2 separate regions of the Homo sapiens genome follow, and region 1 is linked to region 2. A link is an interaction called in ENCODE POLR2A ChIA-PET data of the cell type or tissue named here. Cell type or tissue: HepG2. All regions are shown on one strand. Links, peaks and the distances in the headings refer to the core of each region. The heading gives the core; the rest is flanking DNA.

What was found. ChIA-PET counts read pairs that join two places held together with the same protein. Peaks named below come from ENCODE experiments on the same cell type or tissue, not always from the same donor. Only the 100,000 strongest peaks of a DNase experiment are listed, where the experiment ranks them.
Region 1: POLR2A ChIA-PET joins it to region 2 with 12 read pairs; 7 of 35 experiments call an interaction of 5 or more read pairs at or near these places.

Annotation. Positions count from the first base shown.
Region 1 is chr10:71,982,952-71,993,771 of GRCh38, reverse strand. All of the region lies in intron 1 of CHST3 (carbohydrate sulfotransferase 3), which reads right to left. Among named protein-coding and RNA genes, the nearest start is that of CHST3, 24 kb to the right of the region's middle. RefSeq lists a silencer at 1,980-2,153 and enhancers at 8,625-8,694, 8,755-8,804. In HepG2, for the core only: no CTCF peak of the experiment used is centred there; DNase peaks (open chromatin) are centred at 6,400 and 6,741.
Region 2 is chr10:72,039,132-72,049,951 of GRCh38, reverse strand. No RefSeq gene overlaps it. Among named protein-coding and RNA genes, the nearest start is that of SPOCK2, 44 kb to the left of the region's middle. In HepG2, for the core only: a CTCF peak has its summit at 5,447 (motif pointing right); a DNase peak (open chromatin) is centred at 5,321.

The DNA of each region.
Region 1 (10,820 bases), core at 5,631-8,130, 58 kb after region 2:
TTGCCCAGGCTGGTCTTGAACTCCTGGCCTCAAACAATCCTCCTCCCTTGGCCTCCCAAAGTGCTGAGATTACAGACGTGAACCACCATATCTGACCCTCAAGTTACATTATTTAAGAAATACATTTTGTAAGGCTATAGCTGCAATAGACAGTGATTCCTCTGTTGGATCTGGGCAAAGTAAACTGAAAACCTTCCATTGTAGATGCCAGTAAGAACATTTGTGACTCAGGAGAGGAGGTGAAAATATCAACATGAATAGGAATGTGGAAGAAGTGGATGCTAATTTAGAAGAAGTGGATGCTAAGAAGTGGATGGAGGAAGTGGATCCATGTGGATGATTTTGAGGGGTTTAAGACTTCAGTGGAGAAATGAACTGCAGATGTGGTGGAAGTAATAAGAGAAAACTAGAATTAGACATGAAGCCTGCAGATATGAGCGAATTGCTGCAATCTCATGATAAAACTTGAATGAATGAGTTGCTTCTTATGTATGAGTCAAGAAAGTGGTTTTTGAGATGGAAGCTACTCCTGGTGAAGATGCTGTGAATGACAACAAAGGATTTGGAGCAGGGTGTCCAGTCTTTTAGCTTTCCTGGGCCACACTGGAAGAAGAATTGCCTTGTTCTACACATAAAATACACTAACAACTAACGATATGTGATGAGAAAACAAACAAACAAAAAACGCAAAGAAAATCTCATAATATTTTAAGAAAATTTACAAATTTGTGTTGGGCCACATTCAAAGCCGTCCTGAGCTGCACGTGGCCTGCGGGTTGGACAAGCTTGATTTAGAATATTCTATAAATTGTCTGGGAGTGGTGGCTCACACCTGTAATCCCCACACTTTGGGGGGCCGGGGCAGGTGGATCACCTGAGATCAGGAGTTCAAGACCAGCCTGGCCAACATGGTGAAACCCTGCCTCTACTAAAAATACAAAAAATTAGCCAAGCGTGGTGGCGGACGCCTGTAATCCCACCTACTCTGGAGGCTGAGGCAGTAGAATTGCTTGAATCTGGGAGGTGGAGGTTGCAGTGAGCCGAGATCGTGCCACTGCACTCCAGCCTGGGCAACAAAAGTGAAACTCCATCTCAAAAAAAAAAAAAAAAAAAGAATATTCCATAAACTTAGTTGATAAAGCAGCAGCAGAGTTAGAAAGAATTGACTCTAATTTTGAAAGAAGTGCTACTGTGAATCAAACAGCATTGCATGCTACAGAGAAATCCGTCATGAAAAGAAGAGTCAATTGATGCAGCAAACTTTATTGTTGTGTTATTTTAAGAAATTGTGGCTGGGTGCAGTGGCTCACACCTGTAATCCCATCACTTTGGGAGGCCCAAGCGGGCCCAGGAACTCCTTGAGCCCAGGAGTTCGAGACCAGCCTGGGAAACATAGTGAGACTGTGTCTCTGCAAATAATAAAAACATAGGCTGGGTGTGGTGACATGCACTTGTGGTTCCAACTACTCGGAAGGCTGAGGTCGGGGCATTGCCAAGGTGATCAGGGCTGCTGCAAGCCATGATTGTGGCATTGCACTCCAGCCTGGGCAACAGAGCAAGACCCTGTCTCAAAACACAAAAAACAAAAACAAAAAAAATAAAAAGAAAGAAAGAAATTGCCATAGCCACCCTACTCTTCAGCAGTTAGTCAGCAGCCATCAACATTGAGGCAAGACCCTCTCCAGCAAAAAGACTACAAGTCGCTTGCTAAAGTCTCAGATGATTGTTAGCATTTTTTTCAGCAAATAAAGTATTTTTAAGTTATGTACTTTTTTTAGACATACTACTGTACACTTAATAGACTACAGTATAGTATAAAAGTAACTTTTTTTTTTTCAGACAGAGTTTTGCTCTTGTTGCCCAGGCTGGAGTGCAATGGCATGTATCTCGGCTCACTGCAACCTCTGCCGCCCGGGTTCCAGCGATTCTCCTGCCTCAGCCTCCCGAGTAGCTGGGATTACAGGTGCCTGCCACCATGCCTGGCTAATTTTTTGTATATTTAGTAGTGACGGGGTTTCACCATGTTGGCCAGGGTGGTCTCGAACTCCTGACCTCAGGTGATCCGCCTGACTTGGCCTCCCAAAGTGCTGGTATTACAGGTGCGAGCCACTGCACCCGGCCGTGTAAATGTAAATTTTATATGCACTGGGAAACAAAAAAATTTGTGTGATTTGCTTTATTGTGATATTAATTTTGTTGCAGTGGTCTGGAACTGAACCTGCAATACCTCTGAGGTATGCCTGTAACAGCCAAAATATAGAATGTCTTAGGGCTTCCCCACAAAAGGTTTTGGGGTTTTGGGAAAATTTGGGGAAGGCCACTGGAGTGTGTCTGGAGTGAACATAATCCCCTATGAATATTTCAGCAGAAAAAGGCGGAGGGCAACTGCCCAAAGAAAGCACAGACGTGCAGGGCAGAACGACAGTCTACATGACGCCATTTTTCATATATTTAATTAGCGAAGAACAAAACGCCCTGGAATATACTGTGTGGGTGAATTTCTGGGGAACCGACTGGCAGAGACGTGAGGCTCATCGAGTGGCCAGGGGCTCCTCCACATTGCCCAGACTCTTTTGCAGTCAGGCTGAGGCCATATGACTGGTTCTGACAGGTAGGATGTGGGTGAAAGTGATGTAAGCCACTTTGCTTAAAATTTTCCCACACATTCATCCAGGCCTCTCTCCCCTGGCTGTGGCAACAGTGGAGGCCACATGTTCCAACTGGCTTAGTTCACAATGGAAGCAGCCTGGATCCCTGGGATGCTGCTTAGAGAGCCACCCCATCTGCATCAGATGTGACGCAAGAGAAAAAACAAGCCTTTGCTGTGTTAAATACTAAGATTTGGGGGACTAATTGTTCCTACAGCATAGCCCGTCCCGTCCTAATACATAATGTTCATGGGAGTGTCCTTTCTGAAGGATGATTTGGCCAAACCATCACAAGTTTTAAATATGCATACTCTTAGCTATGGGCTGAATGTTTGTGCCCCTCTAAAATTTTTGTGTTGTAATCGAATCCCAGTGTGCTGGCATTAACAGGTAGGGCCTTTGGGAGGTGACTAGGTCACCAGTGTGGAGCCCTCATGAATGGGATTAGTGTTCTTTTTAGAGGCTGGGCATGGTGGCTCATGCCTGTAATTCCAGCACTTTGGGAGGCCGAGGCAGGTGGATCACCTGAGGGCGGGAGTTTGAGACCAGCCTGACCAATATGGACAAACCCCATCTCTAATAAAAATACAAAATTAGCTGGGCATGGAGGCGTATGCCTGTAATCTCAGCTACTCAGGAGGCTGAGGCAGGAGAATTGCTTGAACGTGGGAGGTGGAGGTTGCGGTGAGCCAAGATCACACCATTGCACTCCAGCCTGGGCAACAAGAGCAAAACTCCGTGTCAAAAAAAAAAAGAAAAATTATTAGAGCCCTAAGGGAGCTTGTCTGCTCCTTCCACCAGGTAAGGACGCCACAGGTAGGTGCCATCTTGGAAGCAGAGAGCAGCCCTCCCCAAATCAAATCTGCTGGCTCCTTGATTTTGGACTTCCCAGCCTCCAGAACCATGAGCAATAAATTTCTGCTACTTGTAAGTTTCTCAGTGTATGGTATTTGTTATAGCAGCCCCAAAGGACTGCTATAACACTCTTCGACCCAGGAATTCCACTTCTAGGAACTAATCTTGCTGATATATTTGCATGGATACAACAAGGACATATACAACAATAAATCGATTATAATTACAAAAGGCTAACCATGACATTAATGCATGTTAATAGGCAAAACCAAAACCAAAACAAAAAACAGCAACTTGTTAGCTCAATGTTAGGTACATTTATCAGTGCAATACTCTGTAATGATTAAAAAGAAAGAGGAAGTTCTGGAGGGCTGACATAAAATGCTGTTCAAGACATGAGTGATAAAAGCAAGGGCAAGAGTATGCGTGGCATGCTACCAACTGCCTACAAACTGGACTGGATCCATGCAAATGCTGGATATCTTTGGAGATGGAAAGAAGAGATTGACAAGAGTGGTTGAGGGAACTGGGGAATGGGTGGGAACTGTCACTGACTTTTAACTTCTACTTTCTTCTATTGTTTAAATTTGTTACCATGTTACTAAAATATCAATATAAGAGAAAGTTATAAAAATAATGGAAATAAAAAGCATATGGAGTTGTGTCCCAATCCATCATCCTACACACAGTTAGCGCTTAATATTTACTTGAATAACCAAGTCCATCTAAGCAGCTTTGTGATGAACCTAACCCAGAACAAGCAAGAGGGATCCTGACAAAAATGGTGACTGTATCAGGTTTCCAACTTTTTTTTTTCTTTTTGAGGACGGGTCTTGCTCCACTGCCTAGGCTGGAATACGGTGGTGTGATCATGGCTCACTGCAGCCTCAACCTCCTGGACTCAAGTGATCCTCCTGCTTCAGCCTCCCAAATAGCTGGGATCACAGGCATGTGCCACCACACCTCGCTATTTTTAAAAAAAGCTTTTTGGAGAGTCAGGGTCTTTCCCTGTTGTCCAGGCTTGTCTCGAACTCCTGGGCTCAAGCTGAGGCTGGCAAATTATTTTCTCCTTCCTTCCTTCCTTTCTTTTTCTTTCTTTCTTTCTGTCAGACAGAGCCTTGCTCTGTCGCCCAGGCTGGAATGCAGTGGCGCAATCTCAGCTCACTGCAACCTCCACCTCCTAAGTTCAAGAGATTCTCCTGCCTCAGCCTCCTGAGTAGATGGGATTACAGGTGAGTGCCAGCATGCCCGGCTAATTTTTACATTTTTGTAGAGATGGGGTTTCACCATTTTGGTCAGGCTGGTCTCGAATTCCTGACCTCAAGTGATCCACCTGCCTCGGACTCCCAAAGTGCTGGGATTACAGGTGTGAGCCACCACACCCGGCCTGGCAAATCATTTTCATCTCATGAGTAAAAGCTAATAGGTTGGTAATTGGCAGCCTGGAGCACTTTGATGAGAAGAATCCTGAGATCAGGCTTGTTTTCTGTGGGAAAGAACATGGCAGTTGAGTAGTGATGTCTGCTGTGTGTATAGATAGGGTGTATTAGGCTGTTTTTGCACTGCTATAAAGAAATACCTGAGACTGGGTAATTTATAAAGAAAAGCAGTTTAATTGGCTCTTGGTTCTGCAGGATGTACAAGAAGCATGGTGCTGGCATCTGCTTGGCTTCTGGTGAAGCCTCAGGGAGCTTTCAATCATGGCGGAAAGCAAAGCAGGAGCAGGCACTTCAAATGGCAAAAGCAGGAATGAGAGATAGAGAATGGGGAGGTGCCACACACTTTTAAATGACCTGATCTGGCAAGAACTCACTATGAGGAAGACAGCACCAAGCCATGAGGGATCCACCCCCATGACTCAAACACCTCCCACCAGGCCCCACTTCCAGCATTGGGGATTACAATTCAACATGAGATTTGGGTGCGGACAAATATCCCAACTATATCACAGGGGAAGGGCTGGCACATGTGCCATGTACTTATTACCCCTACTTTAGGAGGAGGTGGCTAAGGAAGCCTAGGAATCTTCTGGGCCCTGGAGTCCTTTTTCTTCCCTCATCCCTCATGTGCCCTATTTTTTCCCATTTTGGTCATGCTCATTATTACAAAACGCTGTGCTCATTTGTGGGGTTTGGAGCTTTTGTCAGTTTTATCAATCATCAACCTTTTGACCAGAAATGTGTGCATGTACGTATACATGCAATGGGTGCATCATACGTGCACATGCTCGGGAGAAGCCCATGGAAGCTGTGAGGGGACCATGGGCTAGCCTTCAATGGCTACACAATGGCCACAGCTTCCCATTTTGTTCTGCACCTCTGGAAAGACGGCTCCATTACAGGATTTCTGAGATAACCGGGTAGAGAAAAACTCTCCATGCATAAGTCTAGGATCCCTAATTCTTGCTCTATCCTCCTTCCTGACCTTCTAAGGAGGCTTTCTGATCCTGGAGAATGATCAAGTAAGGGACAGGACAGAGAGGAGAATTTCTTCTGCTCCCTGTTTTCTTCCAACCCTACTTCTATTTCCTCTGTCTTTTTTTTTTTTTTTTTTTGAGACAGTCTCACTCTTGTTACCCAGGGTGGAGTGCAGTGGCACAATCTTGGCTCAACGCAACCTCCGCCTCCCGGGTTCAAGCCATTCTCCTGCCTCAGCCTCCCGAGTAGTTGGGATTACAGTTAGGCACCACCACGCCCAGCTAATTTTTTTGTATTTTTAGTACAGACAGGGTTTCACCATGCGGACCAGGCTGGTCTTGAACTCCTGACCTCAAGTGATCTGCCCGCCTCAGCCTCCCAAAGTGCTGGGATTACAGATGTGAGTCACTGCGTCGGTCTCCTCTGTTTCTATACAGTGGCAACAGAATTTGAATCCTCTGGAGCTTCCTCAAACTCCCACTTAATGGTCCCATTGACAGCAGGAAGGGGTTTTATTCCTGTGATGAAAGGAGGAACTCCAGCCTCTTTTCTTCTTATTCTTTTTTTTTTTCCTGCTCCCGCCCTGACTTCAACCTCTTGTGTTCTGTCCAACATCTCTGCACTAGATCTGTAGGAGAAGCAGCGGTTAGGGAGAGAGGGGCCACAGGGGTCTTGGGCAGCAGGAGGCTTGGTCCGCATGTGTCTGCTGCTATCCTCTGACTGATCTATGGCCACAGAGGAGCCCATCTACACTCGGTCTGCCAGTGGAAACAGAGGTCAATTGTCTAACTGCTCTGAGCGTTGGACAGATGGCCCTGAACTCGGACAGACTTGGAGTGGGTCCCAGCTCTCCCACTTACTCTCTGCTGACGTTGGGTGAGGAATTTAACTTCTCTGAGCTTAGGCTGGCCCCACAGGGTTGTTGTGAGCATCAAGGAAGCTGTGTGAGCTCCGAAAATTGGGAAGATTGCACACAGGCTGGGCATTATTGCTGGTCTGAACAAATGTCAGCCAGAGCCCGTCTATGCCAATGGCACTGTTGGTTGGTATTTCTTGGGTACATCTCTCCCCATGCTGGGCTGCAGGGGAGGGACACTGGCTGATCCACTTCGGGTTTATCTTATAGAACCAGCCCCAGGCGATCTCTGCCTGCTGCAACTATTCCTATCGGTCAAGGGCCCACCTTTCCAGCATTACTTACAGGGACACTCACCTAACATGTCAGGCCTCGGGCCTGGGCACACCTGGACATGGCCATGGCCAAACGGTTTCTCAGCTAAGAGGGCAAGTCAATTTCCACCCCGGGCCAAAGCTGACAGATGGGAAGGGGCTGCCTGGAGCGCCGTATTTGAAAATACGAGTGCTGCGATTGCTCTGTGACATCTATCATGGGTGGAGGATGGCACAGCTATTGTGAATCTGCTGCGGCTGTTTTAGAGGACTGGTTTTCAACTCTGACAGCATAAGAATCATCCAGAGAAGTTTACAAATCACTGAGGCCTGGGTGCCACCTCCAGATTCAGATTGCATTGGTGTGGCCTGGGCATCAAGATTACTTAAAGCTCCTTAGGTGATTCTAACCTAGAATCAGCAAAGATGGAGAGCCACTACTTTTAGAGCACCCAACTTCACTACCCTGGCGCTCTTACAGACAGCGGGAGCTGCTGCCTGCACACACACTAGCTATCAGCAAGGCCAGAGTGGCAGCGGCCTGCTGAATCTCTTGCTAACCAGGGAGGGATGCCAGGAGAACAGGTCTGTGTCCCTTGTTTTACCTACTTAGTAAAAAAAAACAACACTGATACACATACAATAACTTGGATGAATTTCCAGGGAACTGTGCTGAGTGAAAACAGCCAATCACAAAAGGTTACACACTGCATAATTCCATTTATAGAACATTCCTGAAATGACAAAACTGTAAGAATGGAGAACAGACTAGTATTGCCAAGGGTCAAGGAAGGGGTGGGGGCAGGAGGGAAGTGAGTGTAGTTATAAAAGGGCACCACAGGGGATTCTGTATGAAGTCAACATTCTGATTGTGACATTAGGCTAGGCTTTCACAGAATGTTACCATAGGGGGAAGTGGGTAACAGATTCATGAGACCTCTCTGTACAATTTATTAAAATTGCGTGTGAATCTACTGTTATGTCAAAATGAAACTGTGTAATGAAAAGGAAAAAAAAGAAAAGAAAACTAGCTCCCACAACAGGAGGCAGGGTTTCAAGAGATCTTTGCAAGTTGGAAGTAGAGGTGGGGCAGTAAGATTGAGCAGAAATGGCCTTTCTAGGGCAGAGGAGTGAACTAGTTGGGTTCAAACTGGACCTCAACTGGAGTTTGGCTTTTTGCAGAACCATGAGAAAGTGACCTTCCTGGGATCTATTCATGTGTAGTGATAAGCGTGGGGACTTTCTGAGGGAAAGGCTAAATGAGGATGCTACTCCTCATGGCAGGGGGAGAAAAACAGGGGACAGGATCCTGGAGGGAATAGCATGATATGTGATCCCCCATCAGCTGGACAACATGGTGTGGGTTCTGGTAAGGAGGGGAGCTGGGACTAGCGGCTGCAGGCAGTGAGTCCCATGAGACCATGCAAGGCTTGGTGCCCAAGCAGTGCTGCTACAGGGCCCAAAAAGCTCTGCGCAACCTCAGCGGGTCAGGGGGTCGGCCAAGCATGGCCTTGGGGCGAAGGAGACTGGGGCAACCACGCCAGCTGCGCAGCACAGGCACTCTGGCTGGGAGGCTTGGGACATCTGGGTTATCTTTGAACGGCTCACTGGACTTTGCAAGGGGCAGAGCAAGCTTCAGGCTGCTCTATGGCAATTCTGCGGCAGGAAGGAGGAGAAGAAAGATTTGAAGAACTAAGATGGAAATTTGTAAGAGTGCAAGCTTTTGGGAAAGTACCTAAAGAATCTCTGAGTGACAAAAGCTCACATGAAACAAGTATATTCATTTGCTGAGGACTTGCTCTGGGCCAAGCATGGAACCAGGCACTAGGAACAGGAAGGAAAAGACACAGCCCCTGCCCTAGAGGAGCTGAATAGTAACAGAAGTTAACACAGTGAACAAGGAATTGTTCCAAGTACTTCATGTACATAAATGTACTTAATCTTTGGAAGAACCCTGGATAATGCTTATGGATAATAGTCACCATCCCCATCAAAGGCAAGGGGATGAGAAAACTTACCCTGAGTTAAAGGCAGAGCTGGGATCGGAACACAGGAAGCCTGGCTCCACAGTCCACAAATTCAACCACTATGCTCTGTGTCTGAGCAAGCTGATTTAGCCAGAAGGGAGCAGCTGTACAGCAGTGGACAGATCAGAGTCCTAGTCAGGAACTGATCTTTCAGGACCTGTCACCAACTTGTGGTGTGGCTTTGTGTTAAAGGTGGAGGGTGTCCAGGTTCTTGGTGTCTTGAACACAGAGTTAGACAAAACGCACAAAGCAAGGAAGGGATGAAGGGATTTACTGAGAAAGTGCGCTCCACAGCGTGGGGCGGCCCGAGCACAGGAGCTCAAAAGGCCGTCAGCCGAGCATGGTGGCTCACGCCTGTAATCTCAGCACTTTGGGAGGCTGAGGCGGGCAGATCACTTGAGGTCAGGAGTTCGAACCCAGCCTGGACAACATGATGAAACCCCGTCTCTACTAAAAATACAATAATTAGCTGGGTGCGGTGGCGCATGCCTGTAATCCCAGCTACTCGAGAGGCTGAGGCAGGAGAATTGCTTGAACCTGGGAGGCGGAGGCTGTAGTGAGCTGAGATTGCGCCACTGCGCTCCAGCCTGGGTGACAGAGTGAGACTGTGTCTCAAAACAAACAAACAAACAAAAGGCCCGTTACAGAATTTTGGGGAGTTTAAATACCCTCTAGAGGATTCCATTTGTTATTTTGGGTACGCCCTATGTAAATGGAGAGGATGAAGTAAAGTTACAAAGTCATTTACAGAGCACGAGCTATGGAGAGGGTATTTCCTGTTATAGCTGAAGTGTGATTGGCCTTACATTCCCTGCCTCTAGACCCTATTTTCCTGCCTCATCTGGAAAACTCTCTGTATTTGTTTGTATTTCATACTTTTACTCTAAAAAATATGCATGGTCTTGGGCAGGCGCAGTGGCTCACGCCTGTAATCCCAGCACTTTGGGAGGCCGAGGCAGGTGAATCACTTGAGTTCAGGAGTTCCAGACCAGCCTGAACAACATGGTGAAACCCCGTCTCTACTGAAAATACAAAAAATAGCCAGGCATCGTGGCATGTGCTTATAATCCCAGCCACCCAGGAGGCTGAGGCAAGAGAACTGTTTGAACCCGGGAGGCAGAGGTTGCAGTGAGCCAAGATTGAGCCACTGCACTCTAGCCTGGGCAACAGAACAAGACTCCTTTTCAAAAAAAAAGGCATGGTCCCAAATGCATGGTTCTAGGAGAATCTTGGAAGAAACATTTTGGAGGCACCAGGGCCACTGCTGGCTTCCTGGGAAACAGGAGCTCACTGGCCGTCCCAGATAAATGGCTGTCACTGGCTGTGGGTGACAAGGAGTAGAATGATGATTCTGGTCCCAATCCTGAGGTTCTCAATGGGAGCTGGGTTGCTGCATTATGTCAGATCTCAAAGACTGAGCAGGCCTGCGGGTCTGAGGCATCATCAAGAAATATGGCAGAGGAGACCAGACAGTGCCCTGTGGGCTCCATTCCTCCAAAATCAAGTCCAAACTCTTCCACCTGGGGACAACCTGGCCCACCCTATCTTTCCAACTGGTCTCCACCCCTCCCCTTCCTGGGGCCTCCCCCTGGCCAAACAAGCCTCACCAGCAGCACAGGACACACAGACAGAAGATGACAGAGCTGAGATTGAACCCATGTCTGTCTGACTGCCAAGAGGGGGCAGTGTGGTGAGGTGTGGTG
Region 2 (10,820 bases), core at 3,800-6,299:
ATGTGAGCTCTCCCTCCCTTGAGGCTTTAGAGCAGAGGCCTGTTTGCGGGATGTTGTAGAAGGGCAAGGGTTTCCTGGGGATTGCATGTTGGTTTTCTAGGGCTGTCATGAGAAATGACCATACACTGGGTGGTTTAAAACAACACAAATTTATTCTTCCACAGTTCTGGCAGCCAAAAGTTCAAACTCAAGGTGTCAGTGGGGTTGGCTCCTTCTTGAAGTTCTTGGGGAGGATCTGTGCCAGGCCTGTCCCCAGCTTCTGTGTTTGCCAGCCATCCTTGCATTCCTGGACCTGCAGATGCCTCACTCTAGGCTGTCTCCATTTCCATATGGCCTTCTCCTCTGTGCCTGTCTATCTTCCTCGTCTTCCTCATTCTTCTTCTTCTCCTCTTTCTCCTTATCCTTCTTCTTGTCCTCCTTCTTCTTCTTTTTCTTTCTTCTTCTTTTTTTTTTTTTTTTTTTTGAGACAGGGTCTCATTCTGTGGCCCAGGCTGGAGTGCAGCGGTATGATCATAGCTCACTGTAACCTCAAATTCCTGGGCTCAAGTGACCCTCCTGCCTCAACCTCCTGAGCAGCTAGGACTACAGGTGTGAGCCACCAAGCCTGGTTAATTTTTAAAAATTTCTGTAGAGACTGGGTCTTGCTATGCTGCCCAAGCTCATCCCAAACTCCTGGCCTCAAGCAATCCTCCTTCCTCGGCCTCCCAAAGCATTGGGATAACAGATGTGAGCCACTGCACCCAGCTGGTATTCTCCCTCTTCCTATAGAGACATAAATTGTTGGATTTAGGGCCCACCCCAAATCCAGTATGATTTTATCTTCAGGTGATTTACTAATTACATCTGTAAAGATCTTATTTCTAAAATAAGGTCACATTCCAAGGTTCCTGGCGGACACAAATATTTGGGACTTATTATTCCGCCCACTACAGGGATTGTGTGCTGGAGAAACTGAACATAAACCACAGAGGCCAGACGGGTAACTGGAGAGTGCGGGTCTCTGCCTGTCATTGTCAGACTTGGCTTTCCAAAGAAGCCAGAAATCTGGATTTGTACGTAAAATATCTAGATTTTTAAATGCTGGTAACATATTAAGAACCTGGTCCCTATATTCATGCTTTATAGATAGCACATCTATAGGTCGCATTCAGCCTGTAGAGCAACCAGTTTGTGACCTCTAGTGGAAGCTCTAAAACTTGGCTTCTGTGAGCTCAGAAAGACAGCACGGACCTATGCACTTCTGCCAGTAGCCACCAGAGGGCGTGCTAGGCATTGCGTCAGAAAACGCCTCTGGCAACCAGGCCCAGGAGGTGGCCAGGGAAATCCAACGGAGGTTTTTCAAGTCAGGGAGTGGATGGGATCGGGGGAGGTCTGGGATTAGGCTAATGACCAAAATTCATTCTATTTAACATTTACTCTTCCATAATTGTCTCTTAATCTTTTATGACTGGTACCCCTTGTCCACTAAAGATACCTGCTCCCTTGGCAGACAAAACAAGTTCAAAAACAGCAAAAGAATACTACAGGGAAAAGAAAGGAACAGCCAACAATAACCATTTGAAGACTTTTCTTGATTATGAATCAATCAATTAACTTAAGAAAATTGACACATGGCTGGGTGCGGTGGCTGACGCTTGTAATCCCGGCACTTTGAGGGCCGAGGTGGGCAGATCACTTGAGGTCAGGAGTTTGAGATCAGCCATGGCTAACATGGTGAAACCCCATCTCTGCTAAAAATTCAAAAATTAGCCGGGCATGGTGGCATGCGCCTGTAATCCCAGCTACTCGGGAGGCTGAGGCAGGAGAGTCGCTTGAACCTGGGAGGTGGAGGTTGCAGTGAGCTGAGATTGCACCACTGCACTCTAGCCTGGGTGACAGAGCAAGACTTCGTCTCAGAAAACAAACAGATAAACAAACAAACAAACACCCCTCATGTACCCACCCCTAGCTTCAACAATTAGCAACTCATGACAAATCTTGGTCCCTCTATGTACTTTTTGTTTCTTTGCTGGAATATTTTAAAGCAAATCCCAGGCATTGTATAACTGTATCCCAAAATACTTTAGATAGACACATTGTTTTATTTGTTCTTTTATTGTTGCTGTTGTTCTTTGTTTTCCACCAGAGAACTAACTCACAGCTAACTCTCATCCAACATGGGCGGATGAGAGCCCCTCTTAACTCGTCTCAGCCTCAGCTGTCTTAGGGGTGGGAGCAAACACCTTTTCCATAATTTCCATCTGTAGGTCCACTTTTCTGTTTTCCACCTTTTAAGAAATTTTTTAATGGAGATGGAGGTCTCACTATGTTGCCCAGGTTGATCTTGAACTTGTGGGCTCAAGTGATCCTCCTGCCTCAGCCTCCTAAAGTGCTGGGATAACACGTGTGAGTCACAGTGCTCGGCCTCTACTCATTTTTCAAAAATCAGATAGTATGGGTAAAACTCAGTGGTGTATTTTATTTTATTTTATTATTTTTGTTTATTTATTTTTTGAGATGGAGTCTCACTCTGTCACCCAGGCTGGAGTGCAGTGATGTGATCTCGGCTCACTGCAACCTCCACCTCCCATGTTCAAATGATCCTCTGCCTCAGCCTCCCGAGTAGCTGGGATTACAGGTGTGTGCCACCACGCCTGGGTAAGTTTTGTATTTTTAGTAGAGACGGAGTTTCACCATGTTGACCAGGCTCGCCTCGAACTCCTGACCTCAGGTGATCCACCCGCCTTGGCATCCCAAAGTGATGGGATTACAGGCATGAGTCACTGCGCCCAGCCTCAACAGTGTATTTAAATAATTGCCCAAACTCAGCCTTGCTGACAGACAAAGATGGCCACTGCCAAAGCTCATTTCTTGGCCGACACTTGGGCCTATCACAGCTCAAAGTGTTTGTGGGTTAACTGAGGCCTATGATGGCTGAATTTGGTGTAGATAAAAGGTAGTCTTAGGGTGTCAATGTCAAATGTTCAAAGGCCAAAGGTTTCGGGACTTGCATTTGCCTCAGTTTGTTCTTACCTGCTCTGGATATTGGTGATGGCTCTGTGTGGAAGATTATATTTTCCAAAGATGGTTGCAACATCCCTCAATCTACATGATGTTGAGTGACCTTGACACTCCTTCCATGGAGAGGTCTGTGTCCTGCATCTTTGAATCTGTTGGGCCTGTTGCTTGCTCATAGCCAATAGAAAGCAATGGAAGTAACACGGATGACTTCCAATCCTAGCCTATAGTATGTGATGCAGCTTCTGCTTGGTCAGTTAGAATACTTGGGCTTGGAGGCCCGAGCTGCCATATAAGTAGACTAGCCATCCTGAAGCTGCCATGCTGTTAGGAAGCACAAGCTGTCACACATGAAGAGACCACATGGAGAGGCCCTGAGACTATATGAAGAGAGACACTCGGCCATCCCTAGCTGTTCCAGTCTTGAGCCATTCCAACACCAGCCTCCATCTGACTACAACTTTATGAGATCCTTCCTGAGCCAGAACCACCCAACTGAGCCCATCCTGATTTCCTGGACCTCAGAAACTATGAGAGATAATAAAAGGATTGCTGTTGTGAACTTTAGTTCACTAAGTTCTGGGGTGATTTGTGACTCAGCAATAGATATTTGGAACACTTTTGAATATGTTCTGTAGATTTTCCTCTGAGGTTGGTGGAAAAGCCCTCCTAGGCTTGGGTGGAGTGAACAGCTTTCTGTATATTCTGATTTCAGTAACCTCCAAATATTCTTCTACTTGTGCCAGACAGTCGACAACTCTTGGCTGACTCTTTGCGATGTTGCTACCTGTCCTTCTTATGAAGAAGCGAACAGCGAGTGTCTGACCCCATCTCACTCTATCCTATTTTGAAGAAATGAGTCAGCCCCTTTCCTGAATGGGGCCAGCCGAGGGAGGCTGCCAGGTGTTCCCCTGGACAGATGGATTGTCTGATATTTGCAGATGCCTCAGCCCCTCATCGAGGCTTCCCTGCACCCTGTCCTCACACTCTATGAGCCAGCCTCCTTCCCAGTTGCCCTGCCTCTCCAGAGAACTCTCTACCCTCTTTAATGCCAAAAGCAGTCACTTATTTTCTCCTATGAACACTGGGAAATAGTAACTGACCACATTTTTGGTTTTGCTTTGGTTGCTTGAAGATGTATGGCCACAGTTGTGGCTTACCATGATAAGGGCATAGATCACGCTGGTAGAAGAATGATGAAAAAATACACAATTCTAATACTCAGAGATAAGGACACTTTGAAGTTTGTGGTACAGCCTCCCAGACTACACACATACGTAAAAGTGGGATTTTACAATACATAGAGTTTATACTGTGACTCTTGACTTCTTGGAGGCCATAGTCATTTCAAGAAGGTCATGAGACTTCTAGCTCCCTTTGAGGAAAAATCCTCTTAGGCCTATACATACAAACTTGCCATTAGGTTCTATAAATACATAAGTAGTAAATTAATTAGGTTCTATACCTATAACTTCAGTATTAATCACTGCATAATAAATATTATGAATTGAATTGTGTGGCTATATTGTAATTTATTTAATCAATTCCCTATCATTGAACATTTACATGGCTTCTGATGTTCCTCTGTTTTAAACTATACTCAAAATCTCGACCTGGTGTGGTGGCGTGCACCTATAGTCTCTACTAAGGAGGCTGAGGCAGGGAGACTGCTTGAGCCCAGGAGTTTGAGGCTGCAGTGAGCTAGGATCCCACCACGGCACTCCAGCCTGAGCAACAGAGTGAAACCCTGTCTCTTAAAAAAAAAAAAAAAAGTCATTCTGAGCATTTCATCCGAGTCTTCATTTACACTGGTTGCATCTGATGTGTCCTTGTAGCTGCTTTAGATCTTCTCTGGAACAAGGCAGGGCATGTTTAAATACATGCAGTGTTTTAAAAATGAGAAATACACCTTGGAACTGTCCCTAGCTGTGGCCCCAGGCGGATCCCGGTCCTGCCTCACCCACAGCTCCAGGAGGCCTGCGGAAGCAGGACTGGGCCCTGTTTCCAGGCAGCACGCGTCAGTGGTGCCTGTGATACATGCTGCCTGGCCAGAGAAGCAGTGACTTATGTTGTGGGTTGAGGAAGAACAGGGGCTGTGTGTTCATTCCTGGATTCAGGACCTCGCAGAGCTGGGTGGGGAGGGGGCTGGGAACGTGGCAGAGGCTGGCTGTCGGTCCTGTTTACCTCCTGGATGAGCAGGAGGGGGAAGCAGCTGGCTTCCAAGGGCCAGGGTGCACCAGCCGGCTGGTTCATGTGTCCACAAAGGCGGCCCTTCAGCAGCGGGCAGGGACTGTGTCCTCGTGCCTGCCAGCAGTGTCTGGAGGCTGCCCGTGGAGGTGGGTAGGGCCCAACACAAACAGCCACCAGAGAAAGGGGCCTTTATGGCCAGTGGAGGACGGCTGCTGGACTGCAGGGAGGATGCCAGCACCGTGCGGCCAGGGAAGTGGCCAGCAGGTGCTGCTCCAGGCCGTCCTGGCATGGTTGCACCAGGGCATTTGGGAAGAGGCTGTGTGCAGTGCTATGGGTCAGGGGCTTGTCTGCACTTCCTTCCTTCCTCCCTCCTTCCTTCCTTCTTGCCCTCCTTTCTTTCCTGTCTGTCTCCCTTTCATTTTTTTGTGGGGGGTGGTTCTTTCATCATTTTTCTTTCTTTCTTTTCTTTCTTTTTTTCTTTTCTTTTTTTTTTTTTTGAGACAGAGTCTCGCTCTGTTGCCCAAGCTGGAGTGCAGTGGCAAGATCTTGGCTCACTGCAACCTCCACCTCCCAGGTTCAAGCGATTATCCTGCCTCGGCCTCCTGAGTAGCTGGGATTACAGGCACCTGTCACCATGCCCAGCTAATTTTTGTATTTTTAGTAGAGATGGGGTTTCACCATATTGGCCAGTCTGATCTCAAACTCCTGACCTCAGGTGATTCACCTGCCTTGGCCCCCAAAGTGCTGGGATTACTGGCGTGAGCCACTGCATCGGGCCATGAGCTTCTTTTCAAATGGTGACTGGGCTGCTGATTTTCCTGTTGTCAATTTCCATTGTACATGCCTCTGGGGAACCCTCGTGGAGTAGGGGAGCTTGGTCCTGTTCACTTTCTTGCTGGGTGACACTTTCTTGCACTGATTGTCCATTTCTTCAGGGCTCAAGGATTGACAGTGTCACCTTTCAGGGTTGTTGTAAGGTAGTATCAGCTCGCAAAGCGCCATTGCCCTCAATCATCCTGACCACCTTTGCCTTTCATAGGCCCTGCCTCATCTAATTAGAGCACCCTCGTGAGATAGGGATGGCCGTTTCATCTATATTGCAGATAAGAAAACAGACCCAGAGAGGTTAAGCTGCTTGCCCAAAGTCACCCAGCAAGTAGACAGCACAGCCAGGATCCAAACCCAAGTGTGAGTTCTGAACTCAGCTCCTAACCACAGCGGAACCTCCCCCTCGGCGCCCCGTGTCACCTCTGCACGGATGCTCCCCTGCCTCTATCAGCCCCAGGAAAGCCCCTCTTCTCCTCCTTTCCCCAGAGACCCTTTCTCACCCAGCCTATCTCTCTCCCTTCCCTGCCAGCCCTGCAGGAGAGTGAGGACAGTAGGCTCCTGCCTGCCAGAGCTCACCCCAAACAGCTTCCTTACTGTTCAGCCAAGGAAACTGAGGCCCAGAGAGGGCTAAGGACTCATCCCAATCACACAGCAAATTGGCAACAGAGAACCAGAGCCCAGGCCTCCTGACCCCTTCCTCATTAGAACATTCTTTGCATTCCCCGTAGAGTTCATTGGGAACTGCTGAGGAATCTGTACCAGTTTGACCTGAATATGAAGGCATGTTACTTTCCACCCAAACACTGCTATCAGCTGGGGAAAGCCAAATGCCCCAATTTCTACCCCTTGGAGATATCTTGAGAAGATTCTCTGTTTTTCTGCTGACATAGTTTTCTGAATGAGTCCTGTCTAATTTAAAGTGCTGGTCTTGTTCCTGATTGGGCATTGCTTCTGCACGCCCTAGTGGGGGTCAGAGCTGAACCCTCACGGTGAGGGGTCTCTGACACTGAGGGGGCTCCTTCCATCTTTGTTTTGCTTGTTGCTGGGGACAGGAGCAGACTCGGGATGCAGGGGACACTCATGGGTTGTGGGTGGCTGAACTCTGATGTCCCAGCTGCTGGGGCCCTGCAGCTATGGGGGTCTCTTTGTAGATGGGCTGCATGGCCTGCATGGGCAGTGCCCAACTTCATGGCAGCCCCCCTGTGCTGAGGACCCTCAGAGAGGGGCCCTGGGTCCTGCCCGCAGTCACACCTTTACCCCTTCTGCAGCTCAGGCCCCTGGTTCCTCCCCCATCCTCACCCCCACCCACAGGGTTCCTTCACAGGGACGCCTTTCCTGCTTCCAAGGGCTGTGGGGGCCTGGGGCACCCCACATTTGCTTCTCAGGCCTCCTGCCCAGGCTGCTTCCCAGGTATGTGGCCTGTGCTATCGCCCAGGCCCTGTGCTTAGAAGGGCTTGGCGTTTGGTTTAACACTCTGCTGTCGTCTTGAAATTCCTCATAGTCTTTGAGGAGTGTTGGTAAGTTATCTTATAGAATGTCATTCAATTTGGATTTGTCTGATGATTTTCTCCTGGTTAGACTGGAGTTATGGGTTTTGTTTTGTTTTTTAGACAGAGTCTCCCTCTGTCACCCAGGGTGTAGTGCAGTAGCACGATCTTGGCTCACTGCAACCTCTGCCTCTCCAGTTCAAGAGCTTCTCCTGCCTCAGCCTCCCGAGTAGCTGGGACTACAGGCATGCACCATCATGCCTGGCTAATTTTTTGTATTGTAGTAGAGATGGGGTTTCACCATGTTGGCCAGGCTTGTCCTGAACTCCTGAGCTCAGGAAATCTGCCCGCTTCAGCCTCCCAAAGTGCTAGGATTATAGGTGTGAGCCACTGTGCCCACTGAGTTATGGGGTTTTGGGAGGACCCCAGAGGTAAAGTGCTCTTCCCCTCACATCATACCAAAGGCACATGGTACAAACATGGCCTCACCACTGACGTTAACCTTGCTCAGGAATCCTTGAACTAGAGCCCTGCATTTTTATCTTGTGTGGGGCCCTGCCTTTATCCCATGCATCCGTGAACACCTACTGGTGCAGCTTGCCCTCCTGTCATCCTGTCCTGTGAGCAAGTGAACTACGATGATAGTTCTGGGCCTCGTGCAGAGGGACCAGGCACCCCTTGCAAGCCAGGCCCTGTGCTGGGTGTTGGAGGCAGTGGGGGAAGCCAGACAAAGCTGAGCTCCATGGATTTCACAAGTTTGTGGATCCAGGACGATGAGGCAGAAATAAAGCATGTGAAAATAGTCACCAGCACCCAGCAGGCTGGGCTGCTCTACCCAGGCAGGTCAGGAAGGCCCTCCTGAGAAGGTGACTCGAAACTGAGAACTAAATTAGAACCACTGTTAATCCAGCAGTCCCACTACTGAGCATCGACCCAAAGGAAAAGAAGTCATTGTATCAAAAAGATACCTGCATTTGTATGTTTATAGCAGCACTATTTACAATAACAAAGATATGGAATCAACCTCAGTGTCCATCAATGGTTGATTGGATAAAGAAAATATGGTATATATGCTCATAAAATACTATGCAGGCATAAAAAAGAGTGAAATCATGTCTTTTACAGCAGCATGGATAGAACCAAAGGCCATTATCTTTTTTTTTTTTTCTTCCTGAGATGGAGTCTCTCTCTGTCACCCAGGCTGGAGTGCAGTGGCGTGATCTCAGCTCACTGCAACCTCCGCCTCCTGGGCTCAAGTGATTCTCCTGCCTCAGCCTCCCATGTAGCTGGGATTACAGGTGCCCACCACCACACCCAGCTAAATTTTGTATTTTTACTAGAGACAGGATTTCACCCTGTTGGCCAGGCTGGTCTCGAACTCCTGACCTCAGGTGATCCATCTACCTTGGCCTCCCAAAGTGCTGGAATGATAGGTGTGAGCCACTGCGCCTGGTCAAAGGCCATTATCTTAAGTGAATCAACTCAGAAAAAAAGTCAAATACCGCATATTCTCACTTGTAAGTGGGAGCTAAAAAAAAGGAGTGCACATGGACCCACAGAGGGGAATGAAGGACACTGCAGACTCGGGAGGGTGGGAGAGAGTGAGGGGTGAGGCATTACTCAATGGGTACAATGTAAACTATTCAGGAGATGGTTGCACTAAAACCCCAGACTTCACCTTATGCATGGAACAAAACTGCACCTGTACCTCTTATATTTATACAATTTTTTTTTAAAGAGAGAAACTAAGGCCTGAAGTATGAGGGAGCAGCAAGTGTTCCAGGCGAAGGGGACACCTTCATTACCCTGCCTGGGTGGTGAGAGATGTCATGGGGTCATCTCCAGCCCCAGCTGTCCAGCCTTGGGTCAGATAGGCATCTCCCGAGATGGGGGCCTGGCCCTCCCCAAGGCCCCTGGGTGCACCTTGCTGCAGGTGCCATCTCCACAGCTGCCAGTCATCCCTTGGCAGGAAAGTGTGGGCGGTTGGCCTGCTCCTCCTGGTTTTCCATCCTCTCTGTCCTCCTAGTCTTTCCTGGCCTCCTCACCGCCACCCCGCCCTGTAATTTCCCTGTCTGCCATGGGAGCTTATTTGGGACATACCCAGGAATGGTTTCACATAAGGCAAGAACAGGGTTCTCAGTGCTCACCCTGAGTCAGGGCGGCCACCCATCCACCACCACCACTTCCCTGCAGAGGCCTGTGCCATGGAGGTGTGGCTGGCAGAGCCCTGACCCTACGGCGGGGGGCTCGGACCTTGTCCTGGCATGCTTCAGCTCACTGGGTGACCCTGGGTACATCACTGACCCTCTCTGGACTTTTCCAAACTAACTCCACACAGTTCAACTGAGGAGAACTTAGAATCCCATGAGAATCTCAGGTGGCGAGAAGCCCGGCATCATCCCAGGGCACAGAGGGGGAAACTGAGGCTGTACCACAACACGTGAGACATCAGAGATGGCATCAGGGGTGCAGGCACTCAGTCCGGCGTCACGGTTCAGAAGCTTTCCAGTGTGGGGACAGGAAGCCAGGCCTAGACAGTGGAAGACTTGTCCCTGTTCTAGTCCCATCTCTGACCCCCACTGGCCGTGAGGCCTGGCCACACAAGACCCTCAGAACCTAGGTTTCTCCATCTGTAAAACGGCGTTAAAGCTTTTTTTCTCCCAGGGTTGCTGTGAAGTTAAAATGCAATAAGCAATGTTAAAGGGTCTTGTAGGGAGCATCTCCTGGGTAAGAGTCCTCACTCTCTACAGGACGAGGCCCCAGTCTCAGCCCTGCCCAAGCCTCTGAGAATACAAACCTCATGCGACTCAGGGACAGCTCAGAGGCACAGCTGTGGAAGACACCTCCTCCTGGGTGGCCGGGAGGAAGTCGAGAGGGGCGCTGTGACAGGGACGTACCTTCTTCAAAGGCTACTATGGGACAGTGGCTGACTACAGATAGGGAAGCCTTGAAACCTCAGCTCCCTTCTCTATAAATACAGATGCACATATTAGCAATTTACCAAGTGAGAAGCTGCTTGGCTTACTATTTGACTGCTTTTTATCTGCGAGGGCGGCATGAGGCAGATGTGCGCGCCTCCATTTTGCAGATGAGGACTGAGTGACAGAGGAGCCCAGTGCCAAGCTTGAGCCCCAACCTGCCATTCTCCAGGCGGGGATGGATGGGCTCCAGAGACTGGGTGGGACCAGGGAGGTCTGAAAGCCTGGGGACAGGGTCTAGCCTCCAACTCTGAAAAATCACATTAGGTCACCAGGGGACAGGGTGCTCTGAGGAGACAAAAACAAGGCCAAACCACTTCCCGGCCGGGTGCTGGAAGTC